3 separate regions of the Mus musculus genome follow, and regions 2 and 3 are each linked to region 1. A link is a loop called in an ENCODE intact Hi-C map of the cell type or tissue named here. Cell type or tissue: gastrocnemius. All regions are shown on one strand. Each heading gives the region's core, and the rest is flanking DNA. Links, peaks and the distances in the headings are about the cores only.

What was found. A loop is a pair of places that touch in the nucleus more often than their neighbours do. Peaks named below come from ENCODE experiments on the same cell type or tissue, not always from the same donor. Only the 100,000 strongest peaks of a DNase experiment are listed, where the experiment ranks them.
Region 2: a loop joins it to region 1, with 5 times the contacts of the local background. A loop is called at or near these places in 38 of 42 quality-filtered maps.
Region 3: it touches region 1 in a loop (5-fold over the local background); 40 of 42 quality-filtered maps call a loop at or near these places.

Annotation. Positions count from the first base shown.
Region 1 is chr12:40,255,467-40,259,389 of GRCm38, reverse strand. No RefSeq gene overlaps it. Among named protein-coding and RNA genes, the nearest start is that of Gm40403, 9.3 kb to the right of the region's middle. In gastrocnemius, for the core only: no CTCF peak of the experiment used is centred there; a DNase peak (open chromatin) is centred at 1,973; H3K4me3 peaks cover 383 bases; H3K27ac peaks cover 183 bases.
Region 2 is chr12:40,821,993-40,825,915 of GRCm38, reverse strand. The region is part of intron 42 of Dock4 (dedicator of cytokinesis 4); the gene reads right to left. Among named protein-coding and RNA genes, the nearest start is that of Immp2l, 200 kb to the left of the region's middle. In gastrocnemius, for the core only: a CTCF peak has its summit at 1,485 (motif pointing right); no DNase peak of the experiment used is centred there.
Region 3 is chr12:40,678,770-40,682,692 of GRCm38, reverse strand. All of the region lies in intron 12 of Dock4 (dedicator of cytokinesis 4), which reads right to left. Among named protein-coding and RNA genes, the nearest start is that of Dock4, 230 kb to the right of the region's middle. In gastrocnemius, for the core only: CTCF peaks have their summits at 1,922 (motif pointing right) and 2,714 (motif pointing right); a DNase peak (open chromatin) is centred at 1,929; H3K27ac peaks cover 546 bases.

The sequences.
Region 1 (3,923 bases), core at 731-3,230:
TCAGAAAGCCAGTGGAGCTGGCTAAATGACCCTCTCTGCTCCAACCTCTACTAGGAAAGGAACTTAAGAAAAATCAACCTGCTTTGTGCTCTTTTTTATTCTTTCTTTCTTCAGTCCCCCCTTACCACATAATATCTGTTCAGCTTCTTTGAAACATTATAGTTTATAGACTAAGAAAGCACCCAGAGTCACAGGTACTCTGGGGACATGTGTCGAACTGTCTTACTTAGTCACTTAGCATTGCTCTCCTGACATCTGCCACCTAGAACATTGCTTTTTTTTTTTTTTTTAAGTCTTCTTTGATTAATCTGTTTGATAATGTTTCTTCATTGAGTTATACTCACGGTGTACTCTCTTTGTGTGTGTGCATACATATGTTCACTTGTGTGTGTCTAGACCATAAGTTAACCTCGAGTATCTTCCTGGATTGCTCGCCACCATACTTGTTGATGCATGGTCTCTTGGTCAATCTGGAACTCACTAATTTGGCTAGACTTGGCTGGCCAGGAAATGCCAGGGTTCTTCCTGCCTCTTTTCCCCAGTACTGGGATTACAAGCCACCTCCAGCTTTTTACGTAGGTGTTTGGGGATTCAAATGGAGATCTTTCCCAACTGAGCCACACCCTAGGCCTCTAACATTCTTGTACTTTTCTGCATATGTGCTAAACTCCAATAAAGAAGCTTACTTAAACCTCTTCAAATCAATCTTGAGTGGACAAAACCACTTAAAGTGGAACAAGTACCAGCAATAGGCGGCTTTACTATAGCTCCTAAGTTGAGGAGCACACACACATGAGGGGGCTTCTTTATGCCACCCAGGATGGAGCTTAGAGAACAGAAGGTGACTGGTCCTGCATGTGCTGGAGGGCTGAAGCGGAACAGGCCCTTCTTAAGGGCTCCCAGCTGCATAGAAAGGACATTCGTTGGCTGTGCACCCTGAGATTTGACAGTGTACCTCATTTATTTCTGTTTTTTTAATTTAGATTTAACATGTTTTGCGAGTTAGAGACGGATCTGGAATCTTTTGGAAATCAAGAGAACATGATGGAGTACCGAGCTCTGATGTCCAGTGAGAGCTCTTGCATTTCCTGAATCCTTAAATACCGTTGAGGGCAGTAACACGTGCCTCAGACTCTTTGGATCTTTCTGTTCACTAAATGCTCCCTCTCAGAATGTGTCTAAGCTCAATAGAAATCGAAACCTTCCCACTTGAATTTTTTTTTCTAAGTTTCCTACTGGTGCCTTAGGAATTGATTTAGAAACCCTAAAGCCGCTGTCCCCATAAGTCTAGGCACAGATAGGTTATCTATGCCTTGGTTGAAAAACCTCTGCCTAACCTGGGGAAACCTTTTTTTTTTTCTTATTGTTATTTATGATGGAGAAGACTTGAGGAAAGGTCACCTTCAGATGCCTTTCTTCACATCTAACATGAGGCATAACAGCTGCGTTCTGTGAAATAAGCAACTTCTCCAAACAACCGCTCTTACTCGTCATTAAAAATTTCACAGGGAGGTGAAAACCAACAACAAAAAACAAAACAAAAAAACCCAAAACCTCTCCTTTATAGTTAAAAATGGGTTACCCGAATCTGCAGACCATCCATTTTGGCATATGGTACTATTATGTAATCCAAAGGTAGGAAGGCTCAGCCCAGTGATTTACAGAGGAGATTGTAAGAATTTCCTCACAGGCTGAAGCTTTTTTGATGAGTTAAAAAAAAAAAAAAGAATTTTGCTCACAGCGGCAAGCCTGTCACCTAATCCTGAATGCATTGTTTTAAAAGTTATTTTTTTAAAGCCCAGTTACTTCATGCACAATAGTTTTGACGTTTTATCGGCATGCAATTAAAGATCCTTTGTCTAAAGTTCTACTCTAAATTCTTGAGCAGATAGGAGCTCAGCTTTTCAAAACTGAAATCCTTTGACAACCACCGCAGCCCACACGGGAGGAGCCAGCAGTGTTGTGCTGCCCTCTGTTGGGCTATTGCAGAAACGCGTGCGTGCAGAGTTGGCCTAGGGCTGTCTCCAGGAATAATCTGGTAGTCTGTTAAAATAGAGTTCTTTTCACAGAAAAGCCCGAGAAGCACAACAAACTAAGCAATGAGGGAGAAATGTAGAGATTAAATTTGTGGAGACTCATTTGGTGGATGCCATAGACTAAATAAATGTCTGCTCAAAACTTGCTCTTTTTATGAGTGATCGTTTGGAAGACAAGACGGGCTGACAATAAAGACTTTCCTTCATTTTCTTGACAGCAGTGTGAGGACTGATCAAAGCAAAAAGAAAGAGTCTTTGAGGCCAGCCTGTTCTACAGAGTGAGCTCCAGGACAGCCAGGGCTACACAGAGAAACCCTGTCTTGAAAAAAACAAAACAAAACAAAACAAAAAAAGAGGAGGAGGAGGAGGAAGAGGAGGAGGAGGAAGAAGAAGAAGAAGAAGAAGAAGAAGAAGAAGAAGAAGAAGAAGAAGAAGAAGAAGAAGAAGAAGAAGAAGAAAGAGAAGAAGAAGAAGACACAAAAGTCTGACACTCATGCTATTACAGTATGTTTACAGACAAGAGCCTGGCATGGCTGTCCTCTGAGAGGCCGTACCAGCAGCTGACTGAGACAGAAGCAGATACTTACAGTCAAGTGCCCTCAATTCTGCCAGGCATGACTGTTGTGCGAAGGGCAGTTCTGGAAAGGCCTGGTTCTAAATATCTTGTTCCTTCAAGTGGAAGTCTCTGTGACTGAACATTTATTTCATGTCAGCTACTGCAGACAGTCTAAAATTTGGTGGCAGGTAATGGCCTCTCCACATTGAAGAAGTATCCTGTCTACTGAAGAAGCCCCAAGGAATACAGTTATATACAAGCAATATGCATTACAGCTTGAAGCAGGTTGAAGCATGCACAAACCCATCCACATGAAATAAATGAAAGGATATTAATTTCCTTGTGCTTTCAAATCAGAAATTCCTACTGGAAAGGCCTATTAGAGTCATATAGGAGTCCTTTCCTCAATTACCTGGTTTGTTGTTTGTTTTGTTTTGTTTTTGCAGAAAAACTAGCATCTTATTCTCACTTTTATAAGCTCATGTGTTAACTGAGATGGGGAATGTTAAGGTGGGGACAACACAAAAGCCATTATTGACTCTATGAATAGGAAGGAACCTTGGGGATCCCCTAGTGGCAAACTGTTATTTAACACTTGAAAATGTGGACTGGAGGTGTAGCTCAGCACTTCAGTACATGCCTAGCACACACAAGGCTCTAGGTACACACCTAACACAATACACAGAACAAAATAAAAACAAACAGAGGCAGAAGACTTCATCCAGATCATGACTGTGGTAGAGCCAGAATCCCAGGCCTTTTGCCCAGCTGACTTTCCCCCCTGTTGCTACTTCAAATTTACTACAATATTAACCCCTTTCCAGCGGCTCCAGGTATCACACCCAGGTCTGTTACCCAAACCCTAGCTCATTTTCAACACGTGGAGGACCTGTGCCACAACCCCTCCAGTGGGGCCACGTCAGAACAACAAGTAAACTTCTGATAAGCGTTAGGGAGAGCAGACACTTGGCCACTGACATCACAGGTTCCCTAAGGTCTAATCCTATGTTTGTCCTCTGCCTACTGGAGGACCTTTCCTCTGTCCTTCACCTACCCATGGTCTGTGTTTATTTTCAATGGTAGTCTCCTCGGTGAATGTCATTGCATGCTTCCCATGCTTTAAGGAAACTTAGTTTTGAAATCTATATAATAAATCGCTGCCATTGCCCCTTAATGTTTGTTAAGGTTTTAGGGACAATGTTTCTATAGGATCTTCAAATAAATCTGTTCCTAAAAAATATCAACTTGCACTACTTAGAAATAGGCCCATGCTTTTGTCAAGCATCTAAGGATCTGTAGTGAAATATGTGGGGCTGCAGAGATGGCTCAGT
Region 2 (3,923 bases), core at 466-2,965, 570 kb before region 1:
CCATTTATAGCTTTCATGTGTGATTCTAAATTGCTACCATTGCTGTGAGATAGAAAGATGGCAGATGTGGCTTTAGTCTCGGAAGAGCATCTGGACCACATTAAATTATTAATAAAGCCTGACGCTAGGAAGGAACATGGAGTCATGTCTAATTGGCTCAAAAGGAACATCTCTATAGATAAATAAGGAGAATGCAAGAGGCAACTGAACAGAAGCACAAGTGCAATCACAAAGCAATTGAAAATAAATAATAAAATTAGGAGGAATAATTTAATAACAACAGCTGCCATGGAGTAACACAAAACAAACACACTTAAATCTATGATCGGGGAATAATAGTAAAACCTAAAGCAAACCAATTCCAAGCAGCCTACCTGTTACTCGCTCAGGGTGCCAGGACTCACTCATTTCAAAAAGAACATTATATTTCCTTTCCTATATATCTCAGTAATAAAATATTTGAGAATGGATATTATTTTATAGAAATATTGCAACAAATAAATAAAGACAAATGAGTAAAGTGTGTATGTGTGTGTGTGTGTGTGTGTGTGTGTGTCAGCATGTATACATACATGCCATGTTGTATACATGGAGCTTAGAGAACAACTTGAGAGAGCTGGTTCTTTCCTTCTAACACATGGGCCCTGGGGACTGAAGTCAAGTTTTCAGGCTTGGTGGCAAGCACCTTTACCTACTGAACTATCTCACTAGTTCCCAAATATCAGTATCTCCATCCCTAAAAGATCAATGGGTCTGGGCAATGACAACCAAAGACCGATTGTCAATTATTCTCACTAACATCACAAGAGGAGAGGAGGGGAGACCAGGAGAAAACAGGAGAGAGGCATAAAAAACTATTAAGTGGTCTTGCACAAACAAAGAAACCCTTACTACGCCTTGAGGCTTAACGATCAACTTACAAGAAATATAGGCCACAGAGAAATATGTTACATGACCCCACTTGGATCAAGATTTAAGAAAACATTCCAAAGCAAACCACTGTGATTCTTCAACAAAAAATATTAAAAGAAAACATGCAAGGGAAAAATCTAGACTAAAAGCCTTTAGGCAACACTGCAAAGAACTAAAGTGAATGTCTAGACTCAAAGGAAGAGTGAAAAGAAAACCAGACTCTTGGTGAGGCATAAGGGAGCGCTAGAAATTTTATATTCACCATTTTACTGTGATTCTTTTATAGGTAATAATGACAGGTTGTTTATAAACACACACAATGAATTATGGAGGACACTCTATGACATAACATTATCTGGTGTGATAAGTGGTTAGAAGTGCAGACAAAACAAAATAGGTTCATTTTCTAGCTGTTGAACATGACAAACTAGGACTGTTATACATTCCCTCTATTGCTTTCGTGTGAACTAAGTGTCAGAGGGTAACTGCCTCCCATGTCCTGGGTGTATGAAGTAAGGGTTGAAGCAGGAGGGGACTTCTTACACAGGCAAGACCAGGAGCCTAGAGCAGCAGTGAAGCACTAGATGGCACTGTTATCAGGCTGGAAGAGACTCCTGGGATTCTGGGTACGGACAAATGTATGTATATTTGTTGTTGAGTTTGTTCTTTGACAATTTTGTACATATACAATGTGTATCTTGATGACTACAAACAGAAGCCTTTCTAATATCTCTCACACCCCTATCATTCTATCCTGCCTTTGAATACCTTGCCCACATCTTTTCTTTTCATTGTTGTTGTTGTTGTTATTCCTAATTTTGAGACCCTCTGAGTTTAACCAGGATCATCTGTGTGACCATGGGTTTGGAGTCATCTACTGGGCCTAGTGGGCTCCTCAGTGGGCACTCAAATGAAGAATGACTATCCCTTCCCTAGAATCCATCGCTAGTTCAGCAGGTAGAGGCAGGGCTCCACAGACCCATTCTTGATCTATGGGTGAATGTCGATAGACCCAGTCTTGAGTAGGCTCATTACAGGAAGCCACAGTTCACAAGTACACACCCTGTGCCAGACCTAGCAGACAGCATTCCACAGCCCTTCTCCCTATCTTACATTCCTCTGCAACGGTCCTTGAGCCGAAGCAGGGTAGGACAAATGTCCTGCTTAGGGCTGAGAGTCCAGCTGTTACTTATAGCCAGCACCTTGCACAGCCCTGGATCTCTGCATTCACCAGTTTACATTCACCAGTTTATTACAGTCAAGCATTTCCGGTTATGGCTGGAAGTAGCATTTAAACATGGATATAATCACAGATATTTAGAAGGCAGCTTGACAACATGACAGTTTACCTAAACGGGGATAAGTTCAGCTCTAGGGCCTACAACCTCCTCAGGCATGTATAGGGGGTGGGGCAGGTATACTGCACTGGATATGACGTCCCCCTTGTGGAGGGGGCATCAAATCACATTGAGATTCCATCTCACCAAAATCAGAATGGTTATGATAAAGAACAAACACTGGTTAGGATGTGGCGACTGATAAACCCTTACTGTTGGTGAACGTACACTGGAGCAGCCACTATGGAAATCAGTGGAGGTTCCTCAAAAAAAAAAAAAAAAAAAAAAAAACCTAGAGACAGAATTACCATATGACTCGCTGCTGACCCAATACCCAATGGACATCGTATTTCAGAAATACTTGCTCAACCATTCTCATTGATGCTCTGTTCACAATAGCTAAGAAGTGGGACCAGCCTTGATGGCCGACCACTGATGAGCGCACAGTGAAAATGTGGCCATATACAGTGTATTTCCTTCACCTGCAGAGAAATGCACAGTTAGGAAGTCTGCAGGCAAATGGATGGAACTAGGGAAAAATTATACTGAGGCTTAGAAAGATAAACACTGCATGATCTCTCTCACATTTAGAGTCTAGTTTCAGACCTTCAGATCTGTGTGATTAATCTGGAGCAGCTGCAGAAGCAATGCAATAAGACTAGGGCTACTGGGTGAGGAAATGCCTTAAGGGAGTAGGGAAAGCAACACAGAGATATAGCTGTACAAAGGAGGGGTTGTGAGGGTGGAAAGTTTAAGCAGAGATAGGTGTGGGTGGACAGAGGAGATGAGAGTGAAAAGAGGAAGGCTAACCAACACTAAGATGTATGGAAAAAGCTATACTGTCAATCATAGATGCACACTACTTTTTAAGCCAACATAAAACAGAAGTTAAGGAAGACTTCAAAGAGCTCTAGCCCAATATTTGGATAGTGCTGCCGCCGCATGCTGAGAGTCACTAAACAAGCCCCTAGTGTCAGGTATGAGATATCGCCTGTTGCTTTGTTGGTCAAAGAAGCTCTGCAGGCCTGTGAAACAATATAGGTTTGGCCATTCTTTTTGGTTGCCCACCAGAACTAGCTGATAAGATCCTACTGCTAAAGACACCATGTAAGGAGTAGAGAAATCAAGTTAGAACTAAGCTGCCTGCTGCCTCCCTGTTGGCTGGTGTTTCTCGTGCTGGAAGGTGTTCTCACACTGGGGAGAAGGTATCAATGGGCTTCCTAAAACATGAACCCTATGATCAAATGAATTTTGAAGCCACCCATTCACCTGTAGATTCTAGCATCGCAGATAAGAAATTTCAATTAATTTTTCTGCATCTATTGAGTACCTACTATGTTCTTGAAGTCCTTATATAGGAAGAACTAAACCAGTGAGCCAACAACTCTAATGGATCATGGATCGTTCCAGGTAGCAGGAACAGGAGAACCACACGGAAGCTGCTGAGAGTGGGCTGTACTTAGGGAATGCAGTAGCCCTGTTTGACTTGTTATGTGAGAACATAAGATTGCATATTCTAAGAAAGTAGGCAGCTGATGTTTGAAAGGCTGTGTTTGGTATTTCTCCCTTTAACATTATCAGCATGGTATTTTTCATGAGTGGTGTGTGTGTGTTGTTTGCTGGGCTAGGACTGTTGGTGAATCTTCATAGAATTTAACATTCTGGACTGTATAT
Region 3 (3,923 bases), core at 466-2,965, 420 kb before region 1:
ACTTACTCGGAGCAAGAGAGAATTTTCAGGGGTATAGATAGCTAACAATCCATAAGCTTTAGATTAGATCCTATTAGGTGTTTGTTCTGAAGTAACCGGAGACCAATCTACTGAAATATTTCCAACAACCCAGGTGATAAGATGTTGGGTATCCTTTAATATTGTCATTTTGAACAGCCACAAATTTATGTCATTAATACTGACACTACTCAGATATGGTCAGAACTGTATAACATAGCAGTTCTGATATGTCAGAGCAACAGCCTGGTAGATGAATGTCCCAGTAAGAGTGAACACAAGTAGGCAAAAGCAAAGCTCCCTTCTACCTTCTTTTATCTGTGCTGCTGAAGGGGAAGCACCAATTAGGGCAGGTCTCACTGAGTCAAATAATCAGATTAAGAAAATTCCCCTCAGCTTGCACAAGCAGTTTGCCTTTTGGTTTGTTCTAAATCCAGTAAAGTTGACCATTAAAGTTAATCACCATCATGTTTCCTGGGATCTGGAAAGAGGCTAGCCCTACCTGCTATGCTCTCCTAACATGCGGGACTGAGAAGCACAAGCGGCCTCTGCTGATTGTAACTGCTAGTGGTGCAAAGATCTCCTAGTTTTCAATTGGGGAAATGCTTTGATGTTTTTATTCCAAGGAAGTGATTAGCCAATGGCTACAACTTATAGAGAAAACAGGACAGGCCCAACACATAAATTAATGCATGTCAAATGAAGACACAATAGAGGCATCTGGAATTATTTGCTTTCACAGTCTTAACCAAAATAAATTTACTGGCTAAAGACGAGAGCTGGAGGATCTATACTAACCGGAGGATGACACCATAAGAATACCTTAACGTTGTCTTTTGACTAATTGTTATTTTCCATTTTAAAATTCCACTCTTGATTCTGATTCAGGAGAGCAACGTTTTCATCACACACACAGGTTTATGTCAAAGTTTTGGTTTATGTCTTTTAGTTTAGTGGTTTTGGGTATGTGTTCATTCTTATAAATATCATTACCTATTTTTATTTTTTCATAATGCCAAGTACATAAGAATCTACTGGCTGAGAGCTATTTCATGTATGTATGTATGTATGTGTGTGTGTGTGTGTGTGTGTTGCACAGTAATGACCTCAGAATATGCTACCCCAAAAGATTGAATTTCAGTGGACTGTTTTGAAAGACATAAGGTACAAGAAGGTCATTCTAATCTTCCTAGGCTTTCTTCCATGAAATGGGTCAAAAATTATGTTCCTTCATGTCTGAGGAGAGCCTACATGTCTTTGAAGGGGAAGTTCTTCCAAGCAGAACTTGATAAAGGAAATTTTGTAACACACACACACACACACACACACACACACACACACACACACACACAGCTTACTGCCATGAGATTGGGAACTCTGCCATGGTTTTCTCTGGCTGTTCATTCCTCATTAACCTGCTGTAAAAACGTTATGCTTGCCTACTTTCTCAGCACTTCTCATGTGGGTTTCCCCATCTGAACACATGAAGCAAGTCTGAAATACTTTCTTTTCCTAATCTTTCTTTAGTTACTAAAGGATCAGTCACGAAGTTAGGATGGGTGAAGAACAGCTACATTTCCAATACTACAGTAGTATACATGACTGTTCAGCTCTTCAACATTTTGTGTACCTTACAAATAGCAAGCAGATCTTAGTGACCATGAGAAAGTTAGAGAAATAACAACTACTGTATATAATAATGCTAAACTCTAATCACTACTTCCATTAGATTATAACTTAAACTCAGAGGTTTTTTTTTTTAATCAATTCTACACATATTCTTTAAAGTATCTTAGAGTACAATTTAATGTTATATTTAAAAAGTGTTAATGTGCATGAGTGATGTTTTGCTTGCATGTATGTATATGTACCACATGCATTCCTGGTGCCCACTGAGGCCAGAAGAGGGCACTAGATCCTTTGGAATTGGATTACAGCAGTGGTGAGCTGCCATGAGTGTACCAGGAAGTGAACCTGGGACAGCAGTGAGTGCTCTTAACCAGTGAACCATCTCCCCAGCCTCTTCAGTCTCACATTTTGAACTATATAAAAGAAAACTGAAAAGAAAAGAGAAACTGAAAGGATATGGCCACCACATGCGACAAAGCCTTGGTTTTCTTGTATTACAGAGGACATTGAGAACACTGTCAAACATTTAATAGGTTCTATATGTCAGAAATCTTAGTACACCAATGTTGAGTTCCTGATTTTGCTATTATACACTGGATATCATAGCTGGGGGTGTAAAAATAGAGTAAGCAGCTTGCTCTCAAGTAGTTAACAAAGAGTTGCAAATATGCATATAGGATTCACTATATAGATCTATACGTCTGTATGTTTACCCTGACATACATATGTACACATATGCACACAAGTCAGGAGCAAAGAGGCCAATATTAAGAATCTCAGCTACCTAGGACTATCGAATCATGCGACCGTGTGCACATGCCCACATACTTGCGTTTGGGAAATACATATAAAGTGAATGAAATGAAATATCATCCTATGGTAAATGAGTAAGTCATTGCATGACTCACTACTTTGTAATTGAACAGAATTAACTATGAAATAAAGTTCAAAAGGATTAAAAAGATAGAATGGTTTAATAATTAGGAACTTCAAAAAATAAACAAAAAAGTAACACACTATCTTTTTAGCCAATAGGTGGTGCCATAAAGTACTAATTTAATCTTAGTGTTCTGAGAAAGCAATTTATAATTCAGCACTCAACAGCCAGGGGCACCCATAAAAGTCCTCGGGTACTATATCACTTGCAGGATGGTGAATCAACTGACTACACTGGTGTGCAGAGATCCGACTGTCAACAGAAAACCGCAGTCTAACACTACAGAAGTCTCTGCAACATCACCTAAGGAATACTATTACAGCTGGCATAGAGCCATGCCACTCTCCCTGATAGAAAGGGCAGGCTCCTTCTGTAACAACTCCTGTGAAATCTCGCAGGGTTACAATGGAGTTGGAAGGGTAGAATTGTGCATGCTCATCTCACAAAGGCAAAAAACAAAGAGTCAAGAAATGTATCTGATTAACAAATATGAGTTCTTTTTTATATGCGTGCAAACTACACATAAATACACAAATGATAGGTAAACACTGTAAATTTTCTGTTACTATATGCTGAAATATACTGTAAGTTTTTACATGTGTGTGTTTAGTGTGTGCATGTGCACACTCGCGCGTGCAGAGATGTGCCCGAATGTGGAGGTCCCAGGACCTCCAGAAAGAGTTGCATCTTTCCCTCTACCATGTGAGCACTAAGAATCAAACTTAGGTCATCAGGCTTGGCAGCAAGTCCTTTACTCACTGAGCTCTCTCACCAGCCCTGTCAGTGACTTTCATAGACTTAAGTCTTACCTACAAATTTGCCTAAATACATAACATGGGCTCAGTCTAGTTCCACATCCCTGGACTTCAACTGCCATCTACTACAAGTGACATTTATAATAATCATTTTTGTTCAGCAAGCTAAAATCTGGCTTATTTTTAATGAATATTTTTAGAATTTCAAATATTTTTAAATATTTGGTCATTATATTAATTCATTTAGAAATTCTCATCTAACAGAACTATTAAAATTTCAAATTACTTAATCTAATTATAACATTTATATTAATTCAATTTTTTTTAGCCATTTAACTCACTACTTTCTCCCATTTTCTAAGTGTAATAGGTAAGGTGGCTAATATTCCTTTCAACAAAGTCTTAGGTTAGAGGGAAATGCCATTTACCTAGATGAACCCATTGACCCATCACACAGACAAGATGACATCACCGAGACTGAGAAGCACATCAGTGGGGCAGAAAGGCCTACAACTGGCTGGGAGAATTGTCTCAAGAGCAAGTTTAAAGGTCTTTCTCTTCCTCTCCTCCCCACCCCCCCAGTA